Regions from separate parts of the Homo sapiens genome. Here regions 2, 3, 4, 5 and 6 are each linked to region 1. Evidence: chromatin loops called from intact Hi-C (ENCODE). Cell type or tissue: PC-3. All regions are shown on one strand.

Region 1 (5,000 bases):
CACACTCATCGTCAGTCTCCAAAGCCCTTCAAGTCACACTAAGGTCATGTTTATATAAGATTATTGTATGCTGAAGGAGTTCTAAACTGGCCTCCTGGTCTCTGCTGGTCAGCATTTGGGTGACAAGTCCAAGAGAGCCTATTCCCATATCAAAGACAAAGACCCCGAGGGCACTCATGTCAGACCCACCATCTCTGGTCTTACAGGGCCCAGGGAAGTGTGAGGAGAAATGAAGCAAGAAATGTCTCATGAGCATCAAACTCCTTTCACATGCCTTTGTTTTAAATAAACAATGGACAATGAAATCTTCCCTCATTAGAGAGGAGGTGTGTTCCCGGCAAAACTGCCAGCATTCTGAGTTTCTATTTCTTGGATGCCAGGGGCATGAATGGTGCAACACACACAGTTTATGATTATCAGGCCCCTGCAGGCCTTGGCCCCTTACACTGTAATGAAATGAACCACAGTGCCAAGTGAGACAGAGCGCAGGCAGGTCACCCTGTAAAAGGAACTGGTGTTCTTGCAACATCACTGCTTCAACTGCTAACTAGAAAGAAAAAATGTTCCAAAGGAAAAGAATGGGTGAAGGGAGAAGACATTCTGTGGGAGGAAACAGGTGGATTGTTTCAGGGTGCAAGGACACAAACTCCAAGAAGTCAGCCCAGGTACGAAAGGGGACAGGTGCAGGTTAAACATCAAAAACTTGAGTGCAGACCCTTTCAAAGAGGAAACCTGGGATTCATTTCGCTCATTACACATCTACTGTTGTGAACAATCTTTATCCTGCCTTGTTTGTACAGTGTCTGACAATCCAAAATTGGTTAGTGCAAAACAAAAGGGACAGAAAAGCCAAAGTGACATAGGAGGGCAAATCCATCTTTTGGGAGCTCCCCAATGGCCTGAGTGCTCCAGAACTGGAGTGGAAGATAGCTCCCTGTGGTGTCCCTTGTATTCTCTCAGAAACAACCAAGGGCCTGGCTCTTCAAACATGGGACTGCGGTTCTAACGTTCTCTTGTTTTAATTACTTAGATATCCTCATACCTCTGCGACTTTTCTGACTTCATCCAAGAAGAATATGAATTTGCCAATTTTGTTTCAAGTTCCAGATGTTTTATCTAAGGTACTAAAAAATTTTTGTTGAAATGAAACCAACAGCAGTTCTAGAATGACATAGAATATGAATACATGTCCCATCTCCTTAGCACAGCCCTGTGCTTGGTACACCATCAATGTTCAATAAATATTTGTTAAATGAAATGAATGGCCCCACCCCCCTCACTATGTCTCAAGTGCCTTAGGGTCCCAGTCCACTAGAACTAAGAATACAGGCATAAGGTTAGAATCAACAAAACAGGAAACTAAAAATTAGTATGGAGGAATCTGCCCCAAGACTTCCAGGGAATGCCTATCAGCCTGTGACTGGAACCAATCTGGAGTCTCTACTGCCTCCCCCAAAGGATTGCTTATGTCTCCCACCTACAACTCCCTACACCTGTGGAATTTTACATTAAAAACTCCTCATTTCCCCTCCACCATGACCGGCTGCCAGGTGACCCTCGGTGTCACTGTGGAGCAAGCACACAGGCTACAGTGCTTGGGTAGTCAGAACCTCCCTGAGGTGGAGAAAGAGAGAAAATATATGGTGAGATAAGCAATTTTTTCACCTGAAAAATTGCACATTCCTCACAGGGCTGTCATAGGCAGTGCCTGAAGCAGCGTCCTAAGGCACTCGACACGGTGCCCCACCCAGAGCAAGAGCTCAGTGAATGTGAGCCACAATTATTAGGAGCCCTGGTGTCAGTCAATATATGTTTACGGAGGCCTTTGTATTTGCTTTAATACATCAGAGATGAGTGAGTCAGCCGCAGCTACACAGATGAGTGAGCAGACAGGACAGGGACACAACTGAGAATGCGTCTCAGAAACAGGGCACAGCACTTGTGAGAGAAGGTGGGAGCAAAGGTTACCCCCAGGTTGGGCAAGCAGAGTGGAAGTGAGGGAATGATTCAAGAGGAAGTGGCATCTGCACTGGACCTAGAAGATACTGTTTTCAAGTGGAGGGAAGAGCCAGGGGTGGAGGAAGAACTGGAAAGAGAAGAGAAGATTATCAGCAAAGAGGTGGAGACTGAGTGTGCAGGAGGAAATGCCTGAAGAATATCAAGGAATTCTGAGCATACATGAAAGGGAAACAAGGACGCGGCTGGGCCCAGCTAATGCACACAGGGCCCAACAGACAAGAGCAGAGAGGACACATTGAAGGTTTTCAACACCGGAGTTTCAGGGTCCAAGCTTTGCTTAAGAGTCATCTCTTAGTCCCCCTAACACCCTGGACAGGCAAGTAGGTAACATGGCCACCATGACGTGCACTGGGTAGAGGTGGGGGATGAGCGGGGAGGCAGGACTGGCTTAGCAATTGCTGCAGAACCAGCAAGAAGCCTTCCAGTCATCAAGTCGCTGTGAACTTCCTATTTAGACAGGTCTCACCTGCCGCTGAATGCCTCCTCATCTCAGGTTTGTTCTGGGTCTCTGTACTGTGGCAACCTGGGCACTAGGACACCAGGCCCCAGCCTGGCTGGAGTGGAGAATGGGGAAGGAAAGCCAATGCTAACGACCAGTAGGAGTGAGAGGCCATTCTCCAGCAGGGTATAGCGGTTTTTGTGGCTGCAATATTCATAGTTAGCCACTAGATGACAGTTAAGAGCAACAGCTTCCAGCTGCGCAGCCCAAAGGGCTCCTGGGAGGCCAGTTTCCCGGCTGACCCGTGAGAAGTCCCAAATAGGTTGCTCTTATTGGGAGAGAACACAGGCCCCTCAGCCTCACCCTCACTCTCATCCTGTTAGGGGCTGACCCTCCACTGATTTGCACATGAGAAAGAGTCACCCCTGCAGATTGAAACACAAGTAGGGAACCCGGGATCCTTGCTCTGTTGGGGCACCAGGCCAGTACCTCCAGTCATATTCTTTCCCGTCACACAGACGTCCTCAAATTTGAATCTGGCTCCCAGAGTCTACTGCGTGTATGAAGGCCTGCACGTATGTGCCATGAGGTAAACGTGGATTCAGCTGGCAGCTGCTCCCTTCTGGAAAGAAACTGTTGTGTTTCAAGGGAGTAGAATGTACTGTGGACAGGATCTCTTCCTTCATTCTCTAAATCAGGGACCTGACAAGAAGCTGCTGGCAATCCGGAGGCCAACTGGAGACCCCGGACCCTGTGCAGAGGTGCAAAGCTCCTGCCACCTGGCTGCGTTCCTCTTCACCGTCACAGGTCAAAGGGCAGAACTTTAAACACCCACTTACTCCTCCCCTGCCCCGGAGCAGCCCCGTGCCTGAGGCAGGTGCACGTGTGCCTGGAGCAGTATTTCCTAGTGACTAGACAAAGGGGAGACAGGCTCAGAGACACAATAACAGGAAGAGGGAGACAGAAAGCAAGATAGAAACACACACACAGAGATGAGGGACAAAAAACACAAGACAAAAGGAGAGGCAGGTCTGTCAAAGAAGAAAGATTTTTAGTGAAGACAAATGAAGCCTAAACATTTCCTCGTTTAAACATCTACTGTGGAGAAGCTTCTTCATTTTCTCCTGCCATTTGCAGGCATCCACTCACGACTCCTCAAGATGCTGAGAAACAGAAAGGTGCATCATGATAGTTGGCTAACTGGGCCAAAAGGTGACTGACTCAGTGATCCAAGGCAAAGGAACAGCAGGTGTGTGGGGGTGACCCGGAAAACTGCAGCTGGAGACTCTGAAATCTCTTTGCCCACTTGCTGGTACTGGGTGTAAATTAACTAGAGCTCCTCAGTTACTAATAGATTATAAAATGCCACTCCACCCTCTCAATTCCTGCCCCCACTCTCTCTCTACTCACTTTGATCTGGGTTTGTTCTTCCAGTCTAATGAGTCAGAGTGAAGATAAGAACACTATTTATTTTGCTTTTAGCAGACCTGTGGCAAAAAGCCCTGGCTAAAAAGACTGTGCAGTAGCAGAGGCATAGCTGGGGAAGATGTATAGGATGTTTACTTTCTATTTTCTCACCACTAAGAACTCTCTTTTTATTATTTCTCTCACATTGACTAAATTTTCAAAGCTCATAACTACCAAGGAAACTACCTCATATACTCCTAAGTCATTTTCATATTTATATTGCTTATGTTGATCTAGTGCATATAATTACAAATACAATTTTTAAAGAGAATATTAAATGCTATTGACCTAAAATAGTGATGGTAATAAAAATCAAATTTAATAAGTCTGAATGTAGGGATATGGATATTATTTTTTATACATTTTGGGTTTTTTTAAGTATATTCAGCTTTATTTTTTTAAATGGCTGATATTTTCAGATAGAAGGAACATGTGTAATATCATAAGGTTTTTTTTGAATATTGAAATTGTTCTTTGAGCACTACTTTTGGGATTCTATGTGGTAGAAATAATTCTGCCTTTATATGGATTCTTTTTTTTTTTTTTTTTTTTTTGAGACGGAATCTCACTCTGTTGCCCCAGGCTGGAGTGCAATGGCACGATCTTGGCTCACTGCAACCTCCGCCTCCCAGGTTCAAGTGATTCTCCTGCCTCAGCCTCCTGAGTAGCTGGGATTACAGGCGCATGCCACCACGCCTGGCTAATTTTTGTATTTTTAGTAGAGAGGGGGTTTCACCATGTTGGTCAGGCTGGTCTCGAACTCCTGACCTCATGATCCGCCTGCCTTGGCCTCCTAAAGTGCTGGGATTACAAGTATGAGCCACCATGCCTGGCCTTTATATGGATTCTAAGAGTTTACTCTTCCCCTGAGGAAACATAATCCTTTTTATCCAAAAACTTTCTAGCCGACTGAAGTTCAATAGATGTGGTATTGGACAAATCTCTTAACCTTTCTGGGTCACAGCTTTCTCCTGGGTAAATTGAAAGATTTGAACCAAGTGTCCTATCAGGTCTCTCTCAGTTAAGTTACAAGTGGGAAGGAGAAAAGAAACAGAGGTGTTGAAGGAAAGGACAG
Region 2 (5,000 bases), 64 kb after region 1:
GTACAGTGTTCACTTTGCAGCAATTATGTTACTAATTACTATACTATAAAAGTAGTCTAATGATTATAAAAAGCTAACATTTAGATGCATGTTGAATTTCTGATAAATGTTTTATCAAATTTAAATCTTCCTTTATATACTGTCTAATTATAATCTGGCCCAAAACTAAGTGTGATAATATTGAATACTGAATGGATGAAGACTTGTCCTTGACCTTCTTCTAGCGCCCCTTATAGTCCTTTACTCCACTGCATCTTTGGGCACCACACAAGACCTGGCTTTCTTGGTGAGAACCCTGTGGTCCAAACCTTTCCCTGCACAATACACTTCATTAGCACTTGGGTTCTGGATCCAACGACTCAATGGCCCTGCTCTCCACAGAAGAAAAGAACCAATAAATCAGCTGCATAAAGCTCCCATTAAAGAAGAAAATAGAACTAGTCAAGAAACAGAGAAGAATTTAAAGGGCTAGGAAGAGAACGAGAAAAGTCAAAGAAGGGATGAGATTCAAAAAAGGAGATGGTGATTTACTAGGCCAAATGCTGAAGAGTAATGTTGAACAATTGAGGTGTTAGGTTTATTAATTAGAAATGTTGAGCTAAGAAGAATGACAGGAGAAAAGATGGAGTGCAATACATAGAGAAAAATGGCAGCTAATAAAGAAATGGAGATGGGGTTATAATAATAATGGTGATAATGACAGCTAGTGTTTATTGGAGAGGTTTAGTTGTGTGTCTAGTATTCCACTGAACACTTGGCATGCAGGTATAATATTATCCCCGTCTTAAAGATGAGCAAATCGCAACACAGACTGAATAGTAACTTACAGAAGTTGATTTACAGCATTACATTACTGATCATCTGGAACTGATGAAGCTCAAATTCAAATTCAGGTTTGTGCAACATTTTTGACTACTAGGTTATTGTGCCTCTTCTTCTCTTTAGAGGTTTATTTGAGTCAGAGGAAAAAATAGTTTTATCTTTATCTTACAAGGAAAATGAAGTTAGGGTGACTTTTTTTTTTTTGAGACAGAGTCTCGCTCGTAGGGTGACATTTTTAAATTAAGACAGGAAAGATAAAATAATACATGTGACCAGATGGGAAGAGAGCAGTAGAGATGGAGGCTGAAGATACAAAAAAACAAGTTCTAATTGATGGGAATTTGGAACTGATGGGATAAAATTTCCCAAGGAACCAAAAAGGGCTCTGATTACAAACACAGTTGGGTAAGTTAACTTGAGACATAAGAAAAGGAAGAAAATAATCACTGGGTTTGATGATTAGGAAATAATGTTGTTTGAAATAGTTTTATAACTTAGATTTCACAGAGGAAGTCAGTTGTTAACAAATATTTGGTTATTCCTTTTATGAGTTATGCATTCTGTCAAGTAAAGTCAACAAAAGCATTGCTTGTCATTTCTAATTATTTTCTAGAAACTGATTAAATAATAAAAAACAATTTATCTGTCACTACTCTATTATGTAAAATATTATATTGCTCCTTTCATCTGAAAAATTATATTCTTCTGTCATCTCTGAATAGTTAGGGCATGTCAATTGGAACTCATTTGATTCCAAAGGTCAGAAACTCAACTTGAACTAGCTTAGGCAAAAAAGGATTCCCTTGTCTCACAAAGCCAAACCCCAAAGCACAGGGAATGTCCAGTCTCAAGAAAACTGGTGATGGTCAGAAACAAATAATAAAAATCTACTACCTAAGTGTAGTCGCTTCTTTCACAGATGCAAAAAGTGAAACACAAAGGCATTAGAAAATTGATTCATATCTTTGTGAGTCAGAAGTGATAGTAGATATAGATCCTTTTACCAATCTCCATGCTAAGTTATTCTAACTATCATGTTAAAAATTGGAGTTGGTTTTGGTTGTAATTAGTTCTCCAATTTTATATTTCATAAACAAATAGCAGTATGTGATTAAGTTTTCACATTTCTGGGTACATTCTTAAGAGTATGTCTGGGTATTTCTGGGTACATTCTCAGGAGTACCTCTGGTTATTTCTGGATATATCCTCAAGAGTCAGCTTCCCTCTACTTTACATAAGGTACTAGGAAAATACTCATAATAAATTTATTTGGCCAGCATGACTCTGCTTGCTACAGGCCTGTCTTTATCTGGATTATTCATGGTGATCTCAGTGAGAACCCTGCCTACAGAGTCACAATGAGTGAGCTGAGGAATAGGAAACTTCAGCTCCACCTGGTCTGCTGACACAAGCTTTTGTGCTATCATTTCATCTTTCATGGCTGATTTAAGGGAGGACTTGCTTCCTGTCCAGCCCTGAGGAAGAATATAGACATTTAGACATTCTAAAACACAGACATCATATGTTTAATTTGTCTCTCTCAGCTTTAAATATTCTAAAGGTATTGTCATAGTTTACACAGCTTAAGGATATTTTTCTCCTTGTTAATGAAAGGAGTTTGCAAAAGTAATTAGTGAATACTTAGAAGTACAGTGGAATGTAAGGACACTATCATTATAAGTAGAATTTTGGAAATATGTGTACAAGGAAGGAAGGAAATATAGGCTTTAAAGAATCATATTTATGTCAAATTTATTATGTGCAGATCTTAGCCAGGGATACTGAAAAGATTAGATTCATTACTGAGAAAACGTCATACAAGGGAACTTTACTATTGATCTCCAGATTAATAGAACACAACACCAAACATATTCTTCAATCACCTGAACTGCTTACAGGACTAAAAATAGTCCTAATGGATGTTTTTCAAGCATTTCATGTTCTCTTCTACTCCATTGATTCAGATTCACATTCAACTGATTCTGAACATTTAGTGAACATCCAGATTCAATATTTACTAAATGACGACTTGGTGCTGGGCACTTTGCTGGATACTACTATTACCTTATTCGATTCTCACTTCAACTCCAGAGGAGTCTCATTATTCTCAGTTTGAAACTGCCATTGCAAAATTATAACTGAGACAGTGAAAGAGATCTGACCTTATCAATTTCATCTTGCTTCTAACCTCCAAGCTGTCCTTGTTCATTCCTGGGTGTACACTGAACTAATTTGGGGAGGAACTTATTTTATAGTTTGAGACAAAGATGGTAACAGCCCTTTCTCAAAACAAACCCCCTTCTTGCCTGGGGACCAGAGTGCCTTTGCAGGACTAACAAGTTAGTCAAAAGATTAGAAATTATGGTTTAGGGGTCATGCAGCTGGAGGCTACAAGATTCTGACCCTTCCCAAATTTCCCCTGGGGATAAAAATCACTATTGTAAAACCTGAGACCAATGCTTGAGATATTTTGCCGACCCTGCACTTAATGGATAAACTGGCTCCATCAAGTGCACCACCCAGATGGATAAACTGTCTCATCTGATTTGGGGGCCACTGGCTTCCCCCCACCCACCAAGCTGTCCTTAACAACTTAGATCCCTGAATGCTCAGGGAGACTGATTTGAGTAATAGTAAAACTCTAGTCTCCTACGCATTCAGCTCTGCGTGAATTACTCTTCTCTATTGCAATTCCCCTGTCATGATAAATTGGCTCTGTCTAGGCAGCAGGCAAGGTGAACCTATAGGGTGATTACAATTTTACAGAGTCTTAGAGAAATTAAGAACCTTACCTAAGGTCACATAAGTGGTGAATGAGATTCTGGAGTTCTAGCATTCTAGTTCAGGTCTTTTCTGATACCATACTTTGTGTCTCTTCCACTGACTGCACTGTCTTCATTTTATCAGAGTCAATGAGCAGCATTGACATTCAGATACTAAAGAGCAGTGGGAGAAAAATACTCTTTCTTTGTTAATTTTAGTTTTATGAACAAAAATTATGTAGTCTGCATAGAAACAATAGATAATAAAGCCACCCATAATTTCAGTAGTCATGAGGCATGACACAAAACCACCTGTTCTTTCCCATGTCAATGTATGTGTGTGCATGTGATTTTTGTAATGTAAGCAAGTTTTCTGTGTTGCAGAAAGGTGTGAAAGCTGAAACACAGCAGGTTTGAATTACAGGGTGTATAGGTGTGGGCTATTTCCCTGCCCCCAGAATTTTATTTACTCATCAAAAGCCCTAGGTAGCATGTGTTTGAAGACAGCTGTATCTTGGAAGAAGCTCCAAGACACACTGACAATATCAGAGGATCATGTAGCCATATGGGGCCTAAAGATAAGTCTTCTTTCTACACAGCCTGTCCTAATCAATATGCTGTTTGCCAGCTTCACATGAAATGTCCTTTGGCAAATAAAAATTATTTTAGGGAAACATTGGATGGACACATGTTGGTATTTTTAACTTTAAAATAGAAGTATCAAGTGAATTATTAAACAGGAAAAATCAAATCCTTAAACACATCTCCCTAATAATAAAGTTAATTCCATTTTTTGTGTATTCTCTTCCTGGGGACATCACTGTTGTTAGAGTGCATCACTTTGACTCCCATGGTCTCCTCTCATAAATGACAGTTTGTAAGAGTTGCAGTGGCTGATCTTATAGTTTATGTTGTGAGACTGTGGCCCTTGGCAGTACAGTTGCACAGTGTTTGTCCTTCTATGCACTTCCTGATAGTGCTTGGATGTTCAAACAAATATACTAATAATAATGCAAATATGCTAAAGAGGAACTGTTTCTCTCTATCCCCGGCTCTCACCAGTCATTTCTGGTCCAAAAGGAAGAACCCAGGGACTGCTTCCTGATTATGTATTTTCAGTGTCTCAAGCAACTGCAACAGGAAGGCATGAGACTAGGCCCTATTTCCTATAATATGTTATTTTTATCACTCCATTGCTCCTATCATAATCCAGCTTTTAGCTTTTTACATTTATAAACAAATCCCTCTTTTTTAAGAAAAAAAAAAAAAAAAAAAGGCCGGGTGTGGTGGCTGAGGCCTGTAATCCCAGCACTTTGGGAGGCTGAGGCAGGTGGATCACGAGGTCAGGAGTTGGAGACCAGCCTGACCAACATGGTGAAATCCCATCTCTACTAAAAATACAAAAATTAGCCTGGC
Region 3 (5,000 bases), 190 kb after region 1:
ACTCTCAGCAAAGCAAGCAGGGTTCTTGCTAACAGGCCTCCATCTCACAGACTGATTCTAGGCCACGCACAGGAGCTGAAGAGGCCAGGCTCCTCCCCACTGCAAATGGCACGAACTTCCCCTGGGGCCCCACCGTGTTCTCCCAGTGCATAGGCCAGTTAGAGATTCTTCAGGGACCCTCCCTCTTATCTTCCTCCTGCATCTATCACTTATCACCATCTGCCATACTTTCTATTTTACTTCTTTATTTGTTTGATAAACATTAGAGTGGAAGCTGTATGAAGGCAGGGATCTTTGTTCACTGCTATCCCCAGCACCTAGTACAATGCCTGACATATATAATCTGTGCTGTGTAATATTTTTAATAAGTTACAAATTAATGAATTGTGACTTTATAGGAGCTTGCAGAATGCTTACAACAGAACACCAAAATGGGTGAAATAGTCAATTGCCGGGCTCCCTGGAGTCTGGGATATCAAGTCATACCCATCACACTGAGAACTGTCTTCTCCTGGAAACCCTCCTTGAAATTGATCTGTCCATCACCACCTTCCTAGCCTCTTCTCCCCTCTTCTTCCTTTTCTGCATGCTGGTTTTGAGACGTGCTACTCACTAGACAAACTTCAATAACCATAATAATGAGACGCAAAGTAAAATAATGATTAACCATTATTGAGCACTTATAATTCATCGATCATATTTGTTCTAGCTTCACAGCTAAGTACATTCCATTCATGATCTCATTCATTAATTTCAAAAAACTCTGCGGGCAGTGATATTATGATCCTTACTTGAAAGATGAGGAAATGTAAGCTTAAAATGCTGAATAATTTGCAGAAGACCATACAGTTCATAAATGGTAATGGAGGTGTTTTGGTAATCTATTGCTATGTAATGATCCACCAAAAAGGAAGTGGTTTAAATCAATTTACTATTATTTATCATGGTTCTGTGGATTGAATGGGCTCAGCTGAGTAATTCTCTCTTGGGGTCTCCCATATGATTGTGAATGGTTGCAGGTAGATGGCTTCTGGCCTGAGTGTCCAAGATGGGTTTCCTGTATCTAGCATCTCAGATGGGATGGCTTGAACCCTTGGGGACTGGCAGGGCATCTCACTCTCTTTCTCTGTGTGGTGTCTCCAGATTGTTAGCTTGGACTTCCTCACAGCATGGAGGCCTCAGGATAGTCAGACTTCTTGTGCGATGTCTGCCTTCTCATGAGCTATCCTTGGAAGCCCCACAGCGTCACTTCCCTTGCATTCTATTAGTTACACAGAAGCAGCTCACATTCACTGTGGGAGGGCATAAATACACTGGAAGGCATGACTCATTGTAGGGGGGTGTTTTGGAGACTCATTATCTTGGTGGAATTTTTAAACTAGACATTCTGAACCTAGGCTAGAGGTTGCAAACTCATTTATCTACATGGAACTGGCAGATGATTATGAGCAAGGAAGGCCTGAAGCAAGACAATTGGGACTGGGGCAGACTGTGCTGGACTGAAGAACACAGGTGTTATTAAAGGGGCACTTACTGCTCAGCACCAGCCGACTTTGCCTTACGAGACTACAGGCCCCTTGTTACTGCATCCTCTGAATTTTTAAAGGAAATTCGGCAACCTGGGTTTTTATACAAAATATCTTAATATGAAAAACCTGTTATTGGTCAAGCAAAACACTTCTGTGTTTAGCTTGTGGGCTGCTAGCTTGTGAACACTATTCTAGATCTCCAAGGTAACATCCACACGCATTAGCACAGCACACAAGGCCCTCATGACCTGCGGGGGCTACCTTGCCTGGCAGTCCAGCCTCATTTCTCACTCCTCTCTAACATTTGTGCATTCAGCAAGTATTTATTAATGCCTCCTTGTACCAAGTCTATTCTACGTTCTGGGGATGTAGCAGAGAGTAAAACAAAGTCCCTGCCCTCAGGGGGCTTACATTGTAGTTGGAGACAGACAATAAACAAAGAATTGTGTAAAATATCAGATGGCACTAAGTACCATAGAGAAAAATAAAGCCAGGTGAACCCTAGCTGGCAGGTTGCACAACATATCTTGCTCTCTTTTCATGCTCTCTTGTCTGCCTTGAATGACTCTTTTTCCTTTCAGCTTAACTGCCTTCTACCTATTGTATCACTTGGGGGCCTAGCTTGAGGGTTACAACCTCTGACACCTGTGATCCTGCAAGTGTGAAATTGATGACCGCCCTCCTTGCTTGTAAGGTACTTGTGTCTACTCTTACCATACGGTTATAACTGTTTTTTAAAGTTTATAGTTACTTTTCCATATCCCCCACTAGATAGTGAGTAAATTGAGGGTTTCTGCATATTCTTAAATTTTCCACGGATCTTTGTTGACTAAATGAACAGTCTCTTTGGAAAGATCTTCAAGGAAGGAGCTGCTTGGTGGGAGAAGAATTCTCCTGTCCTCTGTTTTTCTTTTCCTTTTCCAATAAGAAAGTTTCTTTCCTCTGCTCTCAAAGCACAAAACTATGCATGAGGTTATTTGAAAACCAAGTAAAAGGACATGGTTTGTGTCCTGTGGTTTGGGGGCTGGTTATTCATGAGTGTGAAATGTCTTACATTTTCAGTGAGTCACAGGAATGCAACTTTACCTGGTTGTGAGACATCAATACACTCATTCTGTTTGCATATTCATACACACACTCATGCATGAAAAAAGATGAAACACGTCCTTTATATCTACAGGCTGGGACTTATCTCTATGCATTTCACTAGGCAGATAAACAGGATGCACACTTATAATCGACAAAAATCAAACACTAAAATCTACTCCTGGCACTGCTCTATATCTACCCAGTATCTTTGACTTTCTGTGTGCTGTGGTTGTGTCTGGCTTCTGCTGCCTGGGCTTCCGGTGTGTGAAGCCTCCTTTGTCTAACATTCTGAGATCCCCTGTGAGTGTGACTGAGGCTGGCTTGGTTTTCTAGAAGACCCAGGAGTGGTTCTCCCTCTGCCCTGCATGTTGCTGCCCTATGGAACAAGATGACGGCTGAATTTCTGTTGCTTGGTGGAGTACACACATGTTCCACTGCATTCTGGAACGCTTGAGCTCTCGAGCCCAGACCGCAGAGTGCTGTGGGCAGATCAGTCTCTGATCTGTCTCATCTCTGGAAACCCTGATTCTCGTTATGTCAGAGCCTCTCCAAAGGAAAGTAACCAGGGTAGAATCCTGCATGAGGAGAGGAGCAGCCTTGGGCGGCAGGTGACTGCCTGTGAAGCTTGTGCCCTGGAAGGTTGGCTGTGGATAAATATCCACCCAAGGGCATAGCATGTGTGTGCCTTGCCTTTTAAGGGAGGGCTGGTTGAGGAACAGGATGGTCTGTTGTGGTTGCAGCTCCATGAGCAGACTAAGCCAGGCTGGCAGGAATGCCCAGAGGGTTCTGAGCAAACTTAGCAACGAGGATTCAGGTCACTTACCAGATTGACCATTTCTCTTTAATTGGTAATTTTCTTCATATGATGCTTCCAATAAAATGTGCCCAAAGGTTTTGTTGTTGTTATTTGTTTAAAAATAAAGCTAAAATAAATGGAGATAATAATTCTTTAAGCCCCATGTCAAATTCAGCCTTCCCCATGAAATATTTCTTCAGTTCCCAACTCTGTTCTTTCCTCCTTCTCCAGTCTAAATATGCCATCTCTCTTCTTTAACACAGTACTAATTTGGAGTCTTCTTAAAGTGTTTCTCGCACTTTCTCTTTTTAATGTAGTTACTGTTACATAAGAACTTCTCAGCTTCAGTGCTGTTTTTCTGACCGTGGACAATCAGGGTTCCTAGACTGACTTGTTCCTCTTTGCCTCCCTGAAGCAGTTAGTGTAGAGCTTTATGCCACAGGAACTCAATAAGCCACGGTAGAACCAAAGAGCTCTTAGCCTTGCACCATTCCCTTGCCCGCTCCTGGTGACTTGATGACCTGCACTGGCCACATGCTAGCAGGATTTCCAGGCAGACTGCCTAAACATTTCAAACAGATTGGGTCATGGCGGTAGAGCACATGGCGTGGCATGAGCTTCAGAAACGTGTTATGCTTAGACTTCCCATGAACTTTATAGCTACTTTACCGTCTGAGAGCTACAGACAATCTTTCCACCCCTGGTAGCTGTGTAACATCCTTGAGGACATGGAATATTTTCCATTTCATTATATCCCCACAATGGTACCTGGTGCCAGGTGCTCAGGAAGTATTGGTGGAGTGGTTGATTAGGTTGCCTGGCTTTGCAGGGGCTTATCAGTCTATAATTTACACCACTGACCTTCCCCCAAACTCCAGGGAGGGAAGAGGGACTGAAGATTAGCAGAAAATCACCCAGGAAAGACAATAAGAAATGAAGGCTTCTACTCAAAAAGTAGGATTTCTAGTAAGTCATGAAGGCTTAATGCTGTGTCTTTGTGAAAGGACTGAAGTCTGCCCTGTTTGTGCTGGATGAAGGCAGGGAAAGAAGGACTTTGAGATCGGGATGTCCATCATACATGATGGAAACTTGGGTTTTAGCAAGAGAGAATATGTAGTGGTGATGAACTCTAATTTCAGGCATTTAGGGGTACCTCTAATTGAAAAATTATATTCTGGGGACCTGGAAAGAATTGTGGGAGTCGGAGGAGGTGAAACCTCAACAAAAGCAGTTTCATATTCTCACACTGAAACTCAGTGGAATGTTAGGTGGGTGGGGAACTAGAGGTCAGCCCGGGATGAGCTCTTGTCTCCTGGTAAGCTCTGCTCTCCCACTAAAGCACCCTACTTAGGGCCAGGGCCCCCATTTGGGTGAAGTTAACCTTTCCTCTTCTCAGGAGCTGGCAGGACTCAGGCAGTTTTCATTGCCCTTTAACTTAAACTCTTATTCTCTTTAAGCATCTACTCAGTGTCCTTGTTGAGGGTATATTAGGTCTCTTTTGGTTGCAAATGACAGAAACCCAACTCAAATAGGCTTACACTGGAAAAAAAAAAAAAGAAAATTCTGACTTCTACAACTTAAAAAAT
Region 4 (5,000 bases), 270 kb after region 1:
TCAGGAGATCGAGACCATCCTGGCTAACACGGTGAAACCCCGTCTCTACTAAAAATACAAAAAATTAGCCGGGCGTGGTAGCGGGCGCCTGTAGTCCCAGCTACTCGGGGAGGCTGAGGCAGGAGAATGGCGTGAACCCGGGAGGCGGAGCTTGCAGTGAGCCGAGATCGCGCCACTGCACTCCAGCCTGGGCGACAGAGCGAGACTCCGTCTCAAAAAAAAAAAAAAAAGAAAAACAAGCTGGAAGCAGTGAGGCAAAATATTTCTATCACAAAGACTGAAGAGTTTAGCTGCCAAGAGACATAGGTGACCTCTTATTGTCATCTTACTTTGTGAGCAATTATTTTCAGAAAGTCTTTCTGGTGGATATCACTGGAAAATATTTTGATGAGCTTTCCCCCATCTGAGCTTTTTTTTTTTTTTTTTTTAAATCATGAAATAAACCCTACAGATCCACCTTAGAAAAGGGTGATTTTGTAGCTTGGCTAAGTGAAAGTGGGCAATGGGCAGTTTGAGCATGGTGGGGGCTGGGGGACATTTGAGAGCCTTTTCCCAGACTCAATCTGAGAGTGGAGACTGAGCAGTTCAAAATGATATCCTGGAGGTGCTTTGGATGATGCAGTGGGTTTGTTTTTGATCTGGCTCTCATCTTCTTGGCAAGTGTGCTACCAGCAATGTGTTTATGAAGCCACATTGTCACAATGTTTGCTTTGACTCTGTTTTGCCCGGCAATGTCAGTGACTAGACACATTTTTCTGTGATGTCACCAAGCTCCAGGAATGATTGCTTCTGAGCACAGAGAGATCACGTGGAGACACGTGATCAATTCCTGACCTGGGAATCACATGGAACAATTCTATTTGTACCCATGAGCCTCAATCATTAATCTAGCAGCATTTTAGTCCTGTGGATGTGTGTGATTAGTTGAAGTTATTTAAAAGAGGTTCCATAGAAAGCCTGAGGGTTAAGGGAAAGGACTAAGCAGCAGCTCCCTTGCTAATGCCAGCAGGAAAGACACAGTTTCCTCTTTTAGGGATATTGATATATGAAGGCAGTAATTTGTGGTTAATGGTTAAGGTTTTGGGGCCAGACCATTCTGGGTCAAATCTTACTCTTACAAATGCTATGACCTTGGGCAATTTTCTTATCCACAAAACAGTGATAATGCTAGCAATTACATGTGGCAGTTAAGATGCCTTTGGTTGTGAGCAACAGAAAGTTTAACCCAAACCAGCTTAAAGGAACTATGTTTGTGAAGTCCTGAAGTGGGCCTGACTTCAGGTGTGGTTTGATTCAGATGCTCACAATGCCCTAAGGTCTCTTGTGTCATTACTCTGCAATTCTCTTCACTATACTTTCCTTCTGCTATTAGCTATGTGCTCAGGCAGCCTTGCCGCAAGGCAGCATCAATGATTCTGGACCTTATGTCCTCACATTGCACCATATAAAAGAGGGGAATTTCTCTTCTGGTAGTTCCCATGGAAGAAGGAAAAGTCATTTCTGAGAAGTCTTCAGCAAAAGTCTCCTTATGTCTCAAGTCCTGCATTAGTTCACAAACACAACTCTGAACAACCATTGGGCCAAAGAGTTCAAATATTAGACTTAAGGCTAACTCCTAGTTGGGAGAGTGGAATCAAATTCATATCAACCACCTTGCAAAGGATATAAGAGAGGCAATTCCCCAAAGGAAAATATGCATATTGTTCTAGGAAAAAGAGAAAAATGATGCTATCAGGCATCCAACAATAGTAGGGTGGTTGTGAAGCGCTTAGCAAAGTGCCTGACCCTTGGAAGAACTAGAAAAAGATAACCAGTGATTATTATGCTGGTGTGAATGTGGAACCACTGTTTCAGCCTAGAAGTGCCACCTCACCTTTTCTTCTTTCATCTGTAATTCCTGCCTCTCCTCTTTACCACATCTGGAGAACTGGATTCTAGCCTTGGTGCTGTGTCTGAATTGCTGTGTGGCCTTGGCCAAGTCGCTCAATTCCTGTCTGTCAAAAGAGAAGTTTGAATGAAATATGAGCTGAGGCACGTCTCCAGAAATAAAGTGGCTTTTTTTTTTCTTGGCTCCCTGGAAAGCCTTACATAAAGTCGGTCATTTGGGGAGATGTTTGCGGTTTAACTTGAAGAAAAGACTTTGAAGTCAGGCATATCTGGACTTGCTTGGCATCTGCTAGTGCTATGATAGTAGGGAACTTAATCACTCTGAGCTTCAGCCTCCTTTATGGTACAAAGAAAGGAGTGATAAATAATACCTTTCAAGCCTGACTTAAATGAATATGATAGAGTTCAAATGAGGCACAAAAATTTATACACTGGCAGAACGAATAGAACAGTGACTTGCATTTAAAAAATGTATGTTGATTATTTCATCTGCTTTCGTTTTCAACATCCTATCATTTGTCTGATGATTTCATATTTTTCCCCTTCAGGGATATTGAGATGTTGGAAAGCTAAATTGGGAGGATACCTTTGGATGTATCATGATGTGAAATCAGAGGGCACATGTCTCCCTCCCCTACCAGGCTGATGATCATCACATATAGGGCTAAATGAAAAATAAGTAAATATTCAACCAATATTAGTAAATATTCAATCGATATCCCTCCTTTTCTTCTCTCTTTCTTTTCTGGATTTTTGTTTTGTTTTTGTTTGTTTTTTTTTTTTAAATCCCTGCACATACCTTTGGCTCACTGGTTCTACCTAGTGGCAATTGTAGGTATTACTTAAGCTTGATGGTGGCATCAGTCTTTAAAGAAGTGTATGATCCTTAAAGCCGAACAGAGTCCTGAAGTTGAGATCCTGCCCTATCCCAACTGTGGAGCATCAGCAGTGAGGCTCAATGCTGGGGGAGCTTGGAAGAAACGTGTCCTGATAATGAGTGCTTGAATTCTTCTGCCAGTTGGCAGCTTAGTCAGCAAAACCAGGTTTTGGGGACTGGAATTTTGTAATACAACAGTGCTTTTTACCTTAACAAGCTGAGATGAACTGATTAAGATGAGTGTGAAAATCTGAGGGGAACATAAATTGGAGAGCAGGGGTTATTGAGCTGGTAGATGAGATTGACAAGACAGCTCCCTAGCTCCTATAGAATAGCGGCTGTTATTGGCAGGATCCTCAGGTGCAACCATGTGTCCAAACACCTGAGTGCTCTGTATTAATGTAAAAATGTTGATGATGTACTAAACCTCCAAAGACTTTGAAATAATACTTTCTATGGCATTCCTATCACTGTAGGAACAGGATAGATTATTTTACAAGTACAAACACTTCAATAATGGAAAGGATAGAATGCAGAATTGTTTTAGTTTCAAAAGACTGCAGGACTTCTTTGCTCTCTAGGTGGTAAATACAATGGAGGAAGATGTGTCCTCAGGGTTAATTCCAGCAGGCCTGGAATTAGCCTGAGGCATTTTGCTAAAGTTCCCGCATGGCACTACCCTGGTTACTGAATACTAGTGTTGCTCTGAGGAGTGTGAGGCAGTTTGTACTGGCTTGTGAGAGTAAGATTGTTGATTTGCACTTGATGTTAGTGAGCTTTCTGGAGGGCTCTGCTATTGGGTTGGTTGCATAGCAGGAATATGTGGGGTTTTTTGTTTGTTTGTTTGTTTTGTTTTGAGATGGAGTCTCATTCTGTCACCCAGGCTGGAGTGCAGTGGCACTATCTCAGCTCACTGCAGCCTCTGCCTCCTGGGATGCAACGATTCTCCTGATTTAGCCTCCTGAGTAGCTGGAATTACAGGTACATGCCACTAGAACCGAGTAATTTTTGTATTTTTGGTAGAGACAGGGTTTCACCACGTTTTCCAGGCTGGTCTCCAACCCCTGACCTCAGGTGATCCACCTGCCTTGGCCTCCCAAAGTGCTAGGATTACAGGTGTGAGCCACTGTGCCCAGCCAGGAATATGCGTTTTTGATCAGCAAAATATGTGTATAAAAGAACAACCCTCAGTTGAGATTCCATTTTGGGCTTTCTGGTTCCAAGTTGTTCCATGCATTTGTAATTGGAGAAAGTGTGTTCAGTCACAGCCTTCACAGAGCGGGTATAGTAGGAGCCTGTACCTGGTCTCCCCAGAGCCGTTCCTGTAAGTCAGGCTTTAGCCATGATGTATATCCTTATATTAATGCTGTTACAATAGTGTATCCTTTGTGTGAACCATCATCATTTTGGGTCCTGTGACTCTTCTTTGGCAGTCCAGCCCTGTTTAACTGCCACTGTTTGTTAGTGATGGAGTAACATATTTTTCTGTTCTTGCACAAAAACCCTGGATTTTGACCAAGGAGCCAATAGTAATTAGCTTTGCAACCTTGGGTAAGTGATCTAATTTCTCTAGCTTAGGGTTTTTAGGCCATGCAATCAAGAAAGCAATATTATCTACTTTATCTATTTAACTTCGGTGTGAAAGAGATTAACTTTGAAGCACCATGTAATAATTTATTATCTTTATTATTATAAAAATTAATACTAGTAATAGTTTTAGTAATAGTAGTAATACTTTTAGGTGATTGTAGAATAATTAGGCAGTATAGAGAAACCCCTGGAATTGGAATGTGGGGTCACGAAAAGTTGCCTTTTAAAAAACAAAATAATGAAAATCAATCAATTATTAGTACATTTTGTTTGCCAAGCTATTCCCGGAACCAAGCCAGGTCCGACTGCGTTTTCTCCAGTCCCAATAATGAGAAGCAGACAAACTAGGAAAGAAGGGAATTTATCACTGTAACCAGATACACAGAGAAGGCCGGAGGTAATTCCACCAACTCAAAGTGTTACAATTTTCTTAGCGCTTATATAGGTTGGGGCTATGTGCCTATGTGCAGTATAGCATTCGCCTAAGTCTATTGGTAACTGATTCTGTTTCAACTAGAAGGTCAGAGGCAAAAATTGCTTGCTAAGTCCAATTAAAAGGGCCCCAGTACCTTCAAGGCCTGTCTACTGCGGTACCAGAGTGATTATTTCTATCTCATCTCCTTTACAGCTTGGTCCGGAGAGCTGC
Region 5 (5,000 bases), 160 kb after region 1:
CCATGTCTTTTTCTTATTGTGATAAAAAGCACATAAAATTTATCATTTTAACAGTTTTTAAGTGCACAGTTCATTAGTAGTAAGTATAGTTACATTGTTGTGAAACAGATCTTCCGAATGTTTTCGTCTTGCAAACCTGAACTCTGTGTCCATTAACCAATTCCCCTTTTCTCCCTCTCTCAGTCCCTGGCAACCACTATTCTATTTTCTGTTTCTATGAATTCAACTACTTCAGATACCCCATATAAGTGGATTCATACAGTATTTGTCTTTCTGTGATTGGCTTATTTCACTCAACATAATGTCCTCAAGGTTCATCTACATTATAGCATGTGACAGAATTTTTTCCTATTAAAGGGTGAAATAATATTCCATCCATTTTATTTATGTACCTCATTTCCTTTATCCATTCATCTGTAAGTGGACATTTGGATTGCTTCCCCTCTTGGCTGTTGTTTGAGTAGTGCTGTTCAGGGGTATACAGATATCTCTTTGCTCATTTTTTAGTTGGATTGTTTGAGTTTTTTGTTTTTAAGTTCAGGGAATTCTTTATAACCTCCGTTATGGATTATAACCCCCATTAGATAATATGATTTGCAAATATTTTCTTTCATCCTTTAGGTTGCTTTTTCACTGTTTTGATTGTGTCCTTGGATGTACAGTTTTTAAGTTCAACGAAGTCCCATTTGTCTATTGTGTTTTTGTTGCCTGTACTTTTGGGTCATATCCAAGAAATCATTATCAAGTTCAAGGTCATGAAGCTTTTCCCCTGTTTTCTTCCAAGACTTTTATAGATTTATGTCTTTAATCTATTTTGTGTTGATTTTTGTATATAGTATAAGATAAGGGTCCAGTTTCATTCTTTGGAATGTGAATATTCAGTTTTTCCAGCACCATTTGTTGAAGAGACTGTCCTTTTCCCATTGAGTGGTCTTTGCACCCTTCTTAAAAATGAGTTGACCACGTACATGAGGGCTTATCTCTGTGTTCTTTATTTTGTGCCATTGGTGTATTTGTCTGTGTTTATGCCAGTACTCTACCACTTTGATTACTATACCTTTGTAATGTGTTTTGAAATCTGGAAGTGTGAGTTATCTAACTTCATTCTTTTTAAAATTATTTTCCTTATTTGAGGTCACTTGAGATTTTATGTGAATTTTAGGGTGAACTTTCTATATAAGCAGTGTCGTTTTACTAGTTCACTTGCAGATTATTTTGGATTTTCAGTGAATACAGGTACGTATACTGAGAACAAAGACAGTTTTGTTTTTTCCTTTGCAGTCCTTATAGCTTTTATTTCCTTTGCTTTCTTAACTGTGTTAGCTTGCATTTTCAGCAATGTTAAATAAAAGTGATTGACAGGCATCTTTGTCTTGTTCCAAAGGGAAAGCTTACAGTGTTTTATTGCTAAGATTGTATTTGTCATAGATGTTTTGTGGATTTTTTATTCTGTATTTTGTCATTATGTGTTACCTATTGTCATAGGTATTCTATAAATTTTTTTATATTATATTTTATTTCCATTTTTAATGTTACAAACATGAATTATATTAGATTTTCTAATGTTAAACTTATATTGCATTTTTAATACCAGTTGCTCATGATATACGTGTGTGAATTTTGTATTGTATATATTATTTCTACATAATTTTGTTAGATAATTATTTAGAAATTTTGCATCTATATGAATAAGATTGGCATGTAATATTTTCTCATGTTGGATTTTGGTATGTAAGGTTTATAAAAATTAGATGGGCAGGGGTATCCCTTTTAATTTTTTTTTTTTTTCCCCTTCCATGCTTTCATTAAGATTTTTTATTGGGGAGGAAGTAAATATTCCCTTTTACTGCCATTATGTTGGAAGTTGTGTACTGGTTCTGTTCTTTTACTAGTTACCCTAGAAGTCAGAAGTATTAATGTTTGCCAAAGTCTCAAGTTCATCAATACTTGTATCTTCTCCTTAACAATACATAGATCTTAAAACTCTTATTTGTCCCAAGCCTTATTTATGTTACTGTTCTTGTATATTTTAATTCTATTCTTTCTGCTTAATTTTAACTCAACAAGGTATTTCTTTTTACACTTAATGTTCATTTAAATTTACCCCACGTTTACTAATGTTTTTATTCTTCAGAGCTTTCATTTGTCATTAGTTAAAACTGAAATATTCTCCTCTTCTTTTTCTTTATCATTTTGAGATTCGTGAGGCTCTTTGGAGCTCTGGATTTGTAGGTTTCTTTTACTTGTTATTGAGAAATTCTCAACCATTATTTTTTCCTCCCAGATATTCCCTGTGCCCCAGTCTCTTTTAGATTCTCATATTTAATTAAACATATTACTTCTCCGTATATCTTCCCTGTCTTGTAAACATTCCACCTTTTTGACTTTTTATGCTGTATTTTGGATGATATCTTCTGATGTGTTTCCAGGCCAGCAGTCTTACTGTTGCAAATTTATTCATTGGGTTTTCAATTTCAGTTATTTTTTCCATTTCCAGGAGTTCTTTTTGTATTTTTTAAAAATCCAGGTCTGTATTTTCCTTGTTATATGTTTCCTGCAGATATTTTCAAGCTTATTTTCTAGACATATTAAGCATAATTATCTTTATAGTTTGTGTTTGATAAATCTAATATCTTAAATTTTTGTGAGTCTGTTCATTGTCTTTGTAAGCTCTTACTCAGGGTATGTTGTGTCTTTGTGTGCTACTTTTTCTCTTTGAAAAGTTATTTGTAGGGATAATTTGAGGCCTAGAATATAGGTTCTTATTTGAGAGGGAATTTGTGTGTGTGTTACATTCATGTAATACCTTACATTCATGACTTGTGGTTTGTTGGGCCACCAGGTGATGATAATTTGGACTGCAAGTTCATGCATGGCTTCATTCTTTACCTGAGAATATAGTCCTTTGGAGTCTCAGTTTACTGTACACAGGGAGATGGTATCTTATTACACTAAACTTTGGGTGGGCCCTAGGACCTGATTTCTGATCCATTCCCTTATGATACCATCAGAACCAAAGTTCATATATTCTTGTGTTGGCAAATGTTTTCAGGGCAAAAATGACTTTTGTCTTCTACTTGACTGTCCGGGTTCCCACTTTTCTTTCAGTTTTAGCCTAGGGATTACTTTCTTGGCAGCTTTTCAATGCTTTTAGTGATTTTTTTTAAAAAAAACAAACTATCATTACTTAGTTGCTTTCATTGTAGAGGTTGATCTGAATAACATAACTGTTTCTAGAAATAGACATCATTATTAAAGAAAGTAAATTAAGATTAGTAATCTGGTAGAAATGACTGTTTAGAGGGATGTTTTGATATTTTCATATATTTGATGACTTTCTCAATAAATCTCTGAAATATAATGTAAAAAATTATAATTGGTTGAATTGTATTAATAAATTTCCCAAATGTGTAGAGCTTCTGTAGTGAATTTACTATGTGTAAGCTTTTGTCTCTGTCAGACCTTAAATTGTTTATTTTTAGTGGATTGAATAGGACTAAAGTCTCATAGCCTTTTAAAAATGTGTGTCTATTTTGTCAGTGTGGGGGTGGGGTTGGGATATATCTTGAAGCTGCTTAGAGTAATGAAACCTTAGAAACTTTGGGCTAAAACTAATAAATCTAATTTACTCACTATGCCAGAAGTGTTCATTCATTATTGCTTAGTGATATATATTGCATGTTCAAGCTGTTTTTAGATTGGGATTTCATAGTTTTGATCATAGTAATAAACAGAGAAAAATATCTTGGATCTCTTTTTGTGTTTATTTCTCTAACTGGCTTCCAAACACGGTCACGACTACTTGTTGCACATTGTTAATCTACCTTTGTGACACAGTTTAGAGGCTAGTCTTTTAGGGAAGTATTCAAATGATCTGTAGGTTTGGTGTGAGCTTACCCAGGAATGTTTCTTTTCTTATCAGGTAAAAGAGTGAGGCTGGGCCCAAAGAAAGATCGTTATTGTATTGGTTGATAACCAGCTACTAGTTAACAACTTAAGGAAGTATAGTTATTTGAAGACGACCAGTCAAGCATAGGAATCATATCATCTTCCACCTTGCCTCTTTTTGCTTACTAATTTAAAATGCATAAATATATAGTTAACCTGATACAAATTCATTGGTTCTATTACTAGAGGATAATAAGGAATGAATGATTTGTCTTATTTTAGTGTTTAATTATAGCAAATCCACCAAATCCACTTTACATTTTACATCTGCTTTTTTTTTTTTTTACTTACAGTAGACCCAAATGATTTGTACATTGTAGAACCCCTCAAGTTTTCTCCAGAAAAGAAGGTAATTGTTTATTTCTTTTTAAGTTTATTGCTATGTTTTGTGATAATAAATGAAGAAAAGAGGTTGAAAGGTTTAAGGTAATTACCTTTAAGTAGTCCTTAACTGAATGTTTATTTTCTATCATGATAATGTTGTAAATAAATATTAACAGGGGTCAGCAAGCTGTGACCCACAGGCCATATGGGCCATGAGCCAGATAGGTTTTCTCATTTTTAAAGAGTGATAAAACAGAACAGCATGCAAGAGAGAAAATGTGTGACCTGCAAAGCCTAAAATATTTACTGTCTGACCCTTCACAAAAAAAATTTGTTGATCCTTGGATGATTGTCATTATTTATTACCGAATGCATGCCAAGCACAGAGCATGCACCGTTCCTCTAATCCTCACCACAACCTGAAGATGATGTTATCCTCATTTTTTTTTTTAATAAAAAAACAGCAACTCAGAATGTACTTAGGATTTTTTGGCTTCAAAGTCTTTGCTTTTTCATTTTGCCTTTCAAATTAAGTTATACTAATTTTAGTTGTAATTTCATCTAGGTGAAAGAACTTGGGCTTTGTAGGCAAATAGCCTAAGATTCATTCTCAACCCGGCTGCTTACTACATTGTAACTTGGGCAAAGAACCAAACATCTGAACCTTGCTTTTCTCATTTAAGAATCAAGGATAAAATACCGACCTTTCAGGGTTAATAGCTGCCATA
Region 6 (5,000 bases), 49 kb after region 1:
TATTATCTGCCTGGCACTGTGCTTGGCATTGGGAAATCAAATGAATAAGAAGCTTACAACTTCTTGTTGAATAGAAGAAGCAGACAACTAAACAAGCCATCATGAAATAATATGGTAAGAACAGGGGCTATTAGAGCATCTGGGATCAGCACCTAATCCAGCCCCGGTGAGAGATAAGGTTGGGAAAGGGAATCAAAGAACCATCTGGGGGAGGTGACATCCCAAGGGCATGGAAGATATTAGTTAATCCCAGGACATGGCAGGGTGTAGGAACAGACAGGAGGTTCAGCAGCCAGCATAACTGGTTAGAATTGAATGATGACTCTCTGCATATCAGAATGTTTTACTTATAGCTAGAAAGTTCTAAAGATTTAAACAGCAGTTTTTCACTCCTCTGATGGTATTTAATGATGGTGATTAAATACCAGTTAGTATTCACATTCAACCTAGGTTTACTTTAGAAAGCCTTCTGTCCTGATCTGGAAAAGAAAGCTTAAAATGTGTCAAGGTCAGAAAAAGCAATGCCCGGGTATCTATCCCCTACTCGCTAGCTCTGCTAGAAAAACAAAGGCCATCAGCAAGTGTCAACCATGCTGGAATGTGCTGGCGCAGCTCTGGGGCTCCGGGCATTTTCTCTCCTCTCCTTCTTTCCTCTTTTGGTCTAGTGAGCTTGCAAGCTGCCTGCATTCTTGTGAGCTGCCCCTGTCAGGTCTCATACAGGACTCCCTGCTTAACCAGGCAAACACACACGATTGCTTTCAAGCAGACTTCCTCCTGGATGCCTCCCCAATTCCCACTGCTCCACCCACACATGCCCTGGGGCCCTTAGAACTGTGGCAGCTCTCTGGAGACAGAAAGTCTGCAAGGGAGAAACCCTTCTCTTGTGGGAGAACTTAAATGGGGGAGAGGATATGAGATGTGATTGCTAGATCCTGTCCATAGGACTCAGATGGAAGTACAATGGTTCATCCTCTTAGAAAAATCCTTAAAGTTTTCAAAAGAAAGGAGAGGACCTTCCAATCTTTGCTTCCGTAGTAAGTGTAAATAACATTCTTACAAGCTCAAATTAAAATTTAGCATGGATTATATCATTTAATCTACACAATAATAAAGTGTTTACTATTATTATCCCTCGATGTGCCTCAATTCGTTCATCTGTAAATTGGGGATAATAGCACCTACCTCTTAGTCTTATAGGAATCAAAAAATTAATAGTAAATACATTGGAACTATGCCTAGTGCATAGTAAGCAGTCAAAAAATATCAATATGTGTTTTTGTGAGGAATCTGGAGCACAGAGAGGTTAAATAATTTGGCCAGGATCACACAGCTTGTAAAATAAGGCCAAGATTCAAACCCCGGTAGTTTGGCCCCAGAGCCTGCTCTCCTAATGGCAGCGTTATTTGCTGTGCTGCTCTGCTGCACAAAACAATTAAAGAGTAACAAGAAACCAGTGACTTTGGGTGGCTAGAGAGAAGCTGGGGAACCCCTTGAGTTTGTGTAAATGAGTGGTTCTCAAAATGTGCCCCCCTGGCAGCATCCTCCCCATTTCCTTAGGAACTTGTTATAAATGCAACTTCTCAGGCTACATCCCAGATCTACTGAATCTCCAACTCTGGGGTGAGACCCAGGATACTATGTTTTAAAGCGTTCTCCAGGGGATTTAGAGGCACACTGATATCCCAGAAGCACTGGAGTCGACTTTTAACTGTTATATCTACTACGCACCCAGCCTCCATAGCAGAACATGGCTCTCAAGTTGCTTCCACTGCTTTATGATATTCTTCAACCCATCCCTCACCCAAGCTGGTGATAGAGGTTTTGAAAGGGCTTGGTACAGGGCAATCTTGCAGCAGAGGGCTGCAAATGTGAATTATTAGAAATGTGGGCAGTCTGGAAATGTGAATTAACTTTTGGCCTCATGGCCACATCATATGGAGGCCTCCGTTTTCTGAGATGCTAAGTCACAGATGGAGAAAACAGATTTGGTACCTGGGTTTTTGGGGTGGTTATTGATTTTTTTCACCAAATTCCCTGGAAATATAATTTAAGGGCCAGAGAAGCTAAAAGGAAAGCGACCAAATGAATCCTGCCTCCTGGGGAGTGTTGTCTGTGTGTTGTGGGGGTGGGCAGCAGTATGGCCAAGGCAACTGTAGCTTTATAAACTGGGTGAGGTGAGGTGAGATAGCTACAATGTCAGAGAACAATTCTGAGTTTTATAAAGACACAAAAGTACTAAAATTTTCTCAAGATCAAGGAAGGGGAAGGGTTGGCCCATGAAAGTTGCTAAACAACTTTCTTTAGCAACTTGATATTCCACGCTGCTTCCGCCAGGCTCAGCCTGCAGCTGCAACCTTCAGAGAGCTGCAAGGAGTATCATTGTTATTACCTAATACTGCCATTTATTGAGTACAGCCCCTGTGCCAGGCACTATTCATTGTGCATGTGCTCATTGTTTTAATTCTCTTAGAACTTGGAGTAGGTATCATTATTTTCATCCTTCTATTACAGATGGATTTAAGGAAATTAAAGCACATAAAACTTAAGTAGGCCAGGCACGGTGGCTCATGCCTGTAATCCCAGCACATTGGGAGGCCGAGGCGGGCAGATCACCTGAGGTCAGGAGTTCGAGACCAGCCTAGCCAACATGGTGAAACCCCATCTCTACTAAAAATAAAAAAATTAGCCGGGCTTGGTGGCAGGTGCCTGTAATCCCAGCTACTCCGGAGGCTGAGACAGGAGAATCACTTGAACCCAGGAGGCAGATGTTACAGTGAGCCGAGATCGCGCCATTGCACTCCAGCCTGGGTGACAGAGTGAGACTCTGTCTCAAAAAAAAAAAAAAAGTTAAGTAATTTGCCAAAAAACAAACAGCTACCAAGTGGTGGAGCTGGTTGGAACCCAGGTATTGTTTGTATAGATCAGTCCTCACCATGTAATTCTGCCTCTTCAGCAGAGTTTGTGTCTACTGCAGGAGGTGAGGAAGTGAGGGAGAGTGGGAGGAGAATGGGGTGAGAAACCTAAGTCCCTCTGTTGATCCTGGGGCTAGACTGACTCTCCAGCGCTGCCTCAGCCAAACACTGCCACATCAGTCTTCTGGACTGGAGTTTGACACTTTCGCCTTACTCATCAGTCAGGTGACAATGACACATGCAAGCCTTTGCCAGGGAGCATCCTGAGACAGGTATCAAAGTCTAGCCCTCCAGCACTGTGTTATATCAACCCTGACTGAGACTAGAGCTCAAGCAGGCACCCAGTTCTTGCAGAGCTGCCCTGGCTTCAGGGAGTTTGGCTGAAGCCCCAGCTGCCTCTCTTCTCAATGGGAAATTGCCACCAAGCGTATTCTGGCTGGAGGGAGGGGCATTTCTCTTCATGACTGCCACTTCAGCTGAGGAGGCTGGGTTGACAGGTATAACCAGGTTTTCCCCATCTGCCTACCCTTTTCCTAGCAGGCAGTCAGAGGCTTCTTACTGAGTCTTTCCTTCTGGGTATTTTACAAAGTTGGGGGGTGGGGACCTTTCTGGTTTTCTCTGGGGGAAGAAAATTAAAAGCCAACAGGCCTCTCCCTAGGAAATTGCAGGCATATGCCAAGGTTCTCAGAAAATTGCCACCTCACCTCTCCTGACAAATGACCTCTCCTGACAAGTAGCCAATAGGCTTTCAAAACAGCAGTACCACTGACTAACAGCAAATGTTCTCTTTTTATGGAACACAAGGTGTTCACAGGTGAGAGCAGATCTCCTTCCTTCTGCAGACGTGGGGCTATGGAGAGGAAGTGAGGACTCTCATACTCATTTTACCAAACAGGAAAATGGAATTACCCCTTCACAGAGGGGCTGATTCATTTATATGACTCTGCTAATGCCTGAAGGAACTGGCAGCTCGAGATGGGCACAGGACCCAGACCCATGATCACTGTGAATGCTTTCTGAACAATGGCAATACCAACCATGGATCAACTCCATCACTGGGCACTGCTCAGACGTGTAACTCTTGGCCTCTGAGCAATATGTGCTTTGTTTCCTACTTTGAGGCCAATTTTAAACTTGAATGTGTGAAGCAAAAATTATTTTTTCCCTATTGGACAGTCTTTAAGAACTGGTAAAAATACAAGGGGCCCTTGTTACCTGAACCAAGATCTGAGGAAATGCTCCTTCCCCGAGAGGACTCTGGAACGAACTGTCCCTTTTAGCGGGGCTGATGCAGCCCCTGTAAAGCCCTTAGTAAGGACTTAAATCATTCTGATCAATTAGCTTAAAATCTACCAGTTCTTAAACACTTTCTCCCCCACTTCCTCAGGGAAGCCTTCCTCAGTCCCCAGTTCTAGGGGAATCCTTGCTTGCCTTTAATTTTTGAGAGCTTTATTGTCACCTGGGTATTAAAGAGCTTCTGTTTGAGAAGCAGGCTGTCACTTCTGTCTAGGTCAGGCTTTTCTTCACAGCACGTTGTGAGCCAAAAATCCCTGAGCCTATGCTGGAGGGACCCCAGGTAACCCCTGACACTGCTGCTGTATTTGTTCAAGCAAATCTTTACTGAGAGCCTTTTATAAGTCAAACTTGATGTAGAGCTAGGAGATACACTAGTGATTCAAACAATTATTCCTGCCCTCACAGTGCCTACATTCTAGGAAATATAAATAACATAATTTTAATATGGTGTATTAGGAAGTGATTATTGCTATGGAGAAAAGCAAGGCAGGGATGAAGTAGCTAAGAAGACTGATGGTGGGGTCTGAGGGGATCCAAATCAGGTGTGGGTCACGGGGTAGGATTATCTTTTGGCCTGAATTATTACTGCTCTCCTGGCCCCTAGTCCCTGTGCTTTTACCAAGAGTGCCTCCTTTTGTTTATTAAATAAGAGATGGGGGTCTCACTATGTTGCCCAGGCTGGTCTCAAACTCCTGGCCTCCAGCCATGCTCCTGCCTTGGCCTCCCAAAATGCTGCCTCACAGCCTGGGCCACTGTGCCTGGCCCCAATAGTACCTCTTAATGCCTGCCTCT

The links. A loop is a pair of places that touch in the nucleus more often than their neighbours do. Peaks named below come from ENCODE experiments on the same cell type or tissue, not always from the same donor. Only the 100,000 strongest peaks of a DNase experiment are listed, where the experiment ranks them.
Region 2: it touches region 1 in a loop (3-fold over the local background); 5 of 110 quality-filtered maps call a loop at or near these places.
Region 3: a loop joins it to region 1, with 8 times the contacts of the local background. A loop is called at or near these places in 2 of 110 quality-filtered maps.
Region 4: it touches region 1 in a loop (6-fold over the local background); 72 of 110 quality-filtered maps call a loop at or near these places.
Region 5: a loop joins it to region 1, with 5 times the contacts of the local background. A loop is called at or near these places in 9 of 110 quality-filtered maps.
Region 6: it touches region 1 in a loop (4-fold over the local background); 7 of 110 quality-filtered maps call a loop at or near these places.

Annotation. Positions count from the first base shown.
Region 1 is chr1:172,447,411-172,452,410 of GRCh38, forward strand. It overlaps C1orf105 (chromosome 1 open reading frame 105), which reads left to right. Exons shown (of 7, transcript NM_139240.4): 3 at 1,031-1,121. Among named protein-coding and RNA genes, the nearest start is that of PIGC, 5.8 kb to the left of the region's middle. In PC-3, CTCF peaks have their summits at 1,562 and 2,675 (motif pointing right); DNase peaks (open chromatin) are centred at 1,761, 2,691 and 3,821; H3K4me3 peaks cover 3,106 bases; H3K27ac peaks cover 4,259 bases.
Region 2 is chr1:172,511,497-172,516,496 of GRCh38, forward strand. No RefSeq gene overlaps it. Among named protein-coding and RNA genes, the nearest start is that of SUCO, 19 kb to the right of the region's middle. In PC-3, no CTCF peak of the experiment used is centred here; a DNase peak (open chromatin) is centred at 2,185; H3K27ac peaks cover 1,343 bases.
Region 3 is chr1:172,636,416-172,641,415 of GRCh38, forward strand. No RefSeq gene overlaps it. Among named protein-coding and RNA genes, the nearest start is that of FASLG, 20 kb to the right of the region's middle. RefSeq lists an enhancer at 2,122-3,321. In PC-3, no CTCF peak of the experiment used is centred here; DNase peaks (open chromatin) are centred at 1,296, 2,596 and 3,296; H3K4me3 peaks cover 1,963 bases; H3K27ac peaks cover 4,161 bases.
Region 4 is chr1:172,717,111-172,722,110 of GRCh38, forward strand. No RefSeq gene overlaps it. Among named protein-coding and RNA genes, the nearest start is that of FASLG, 61 kb to the left of the region's middle. RefSeq lists an enhancer at 619-913. In PC-3, CTCF peaks have their summits at 2,707 (motif pointing left) and 2,911; DNase peaks (open chromatin) are centred at 721 and 2,721.
Region 5 is chr1:172,604,506-172,609,505 of GRCh38, forward strand. It overlaps SUCO (SUN domain containing ossification factor), which reads left to right. Exons shown (of 24, transcript NM_014283.5): 23 at 4,242-4,297. Among named protein-coding and RNA genes, the nearest start is that of FASLG, 52 kb to the right of the region's middle. In PC-3, a CTCF peak has its summit at 2,833; a DNase peak (open chromatin) is centred at 2,846.
Region 6 is chr1:172,496,710-172,501,709 of GRCh38, forward strand. No RefSeq gene overlaps it. Among named protein-coding and RNA genes, the nearest start is that of SUCO, 34 kb to the right of the region's middle. RefSeq lists enhancers at 257-757, 758-1,258, 2,920-3,214. In PC-3, a CTCF peak has its summit at 3,085; DNase peaks (open chromatin) are centred at 802, 3,152 and 3,762; H3K27ac peaks cover 1,092 bases.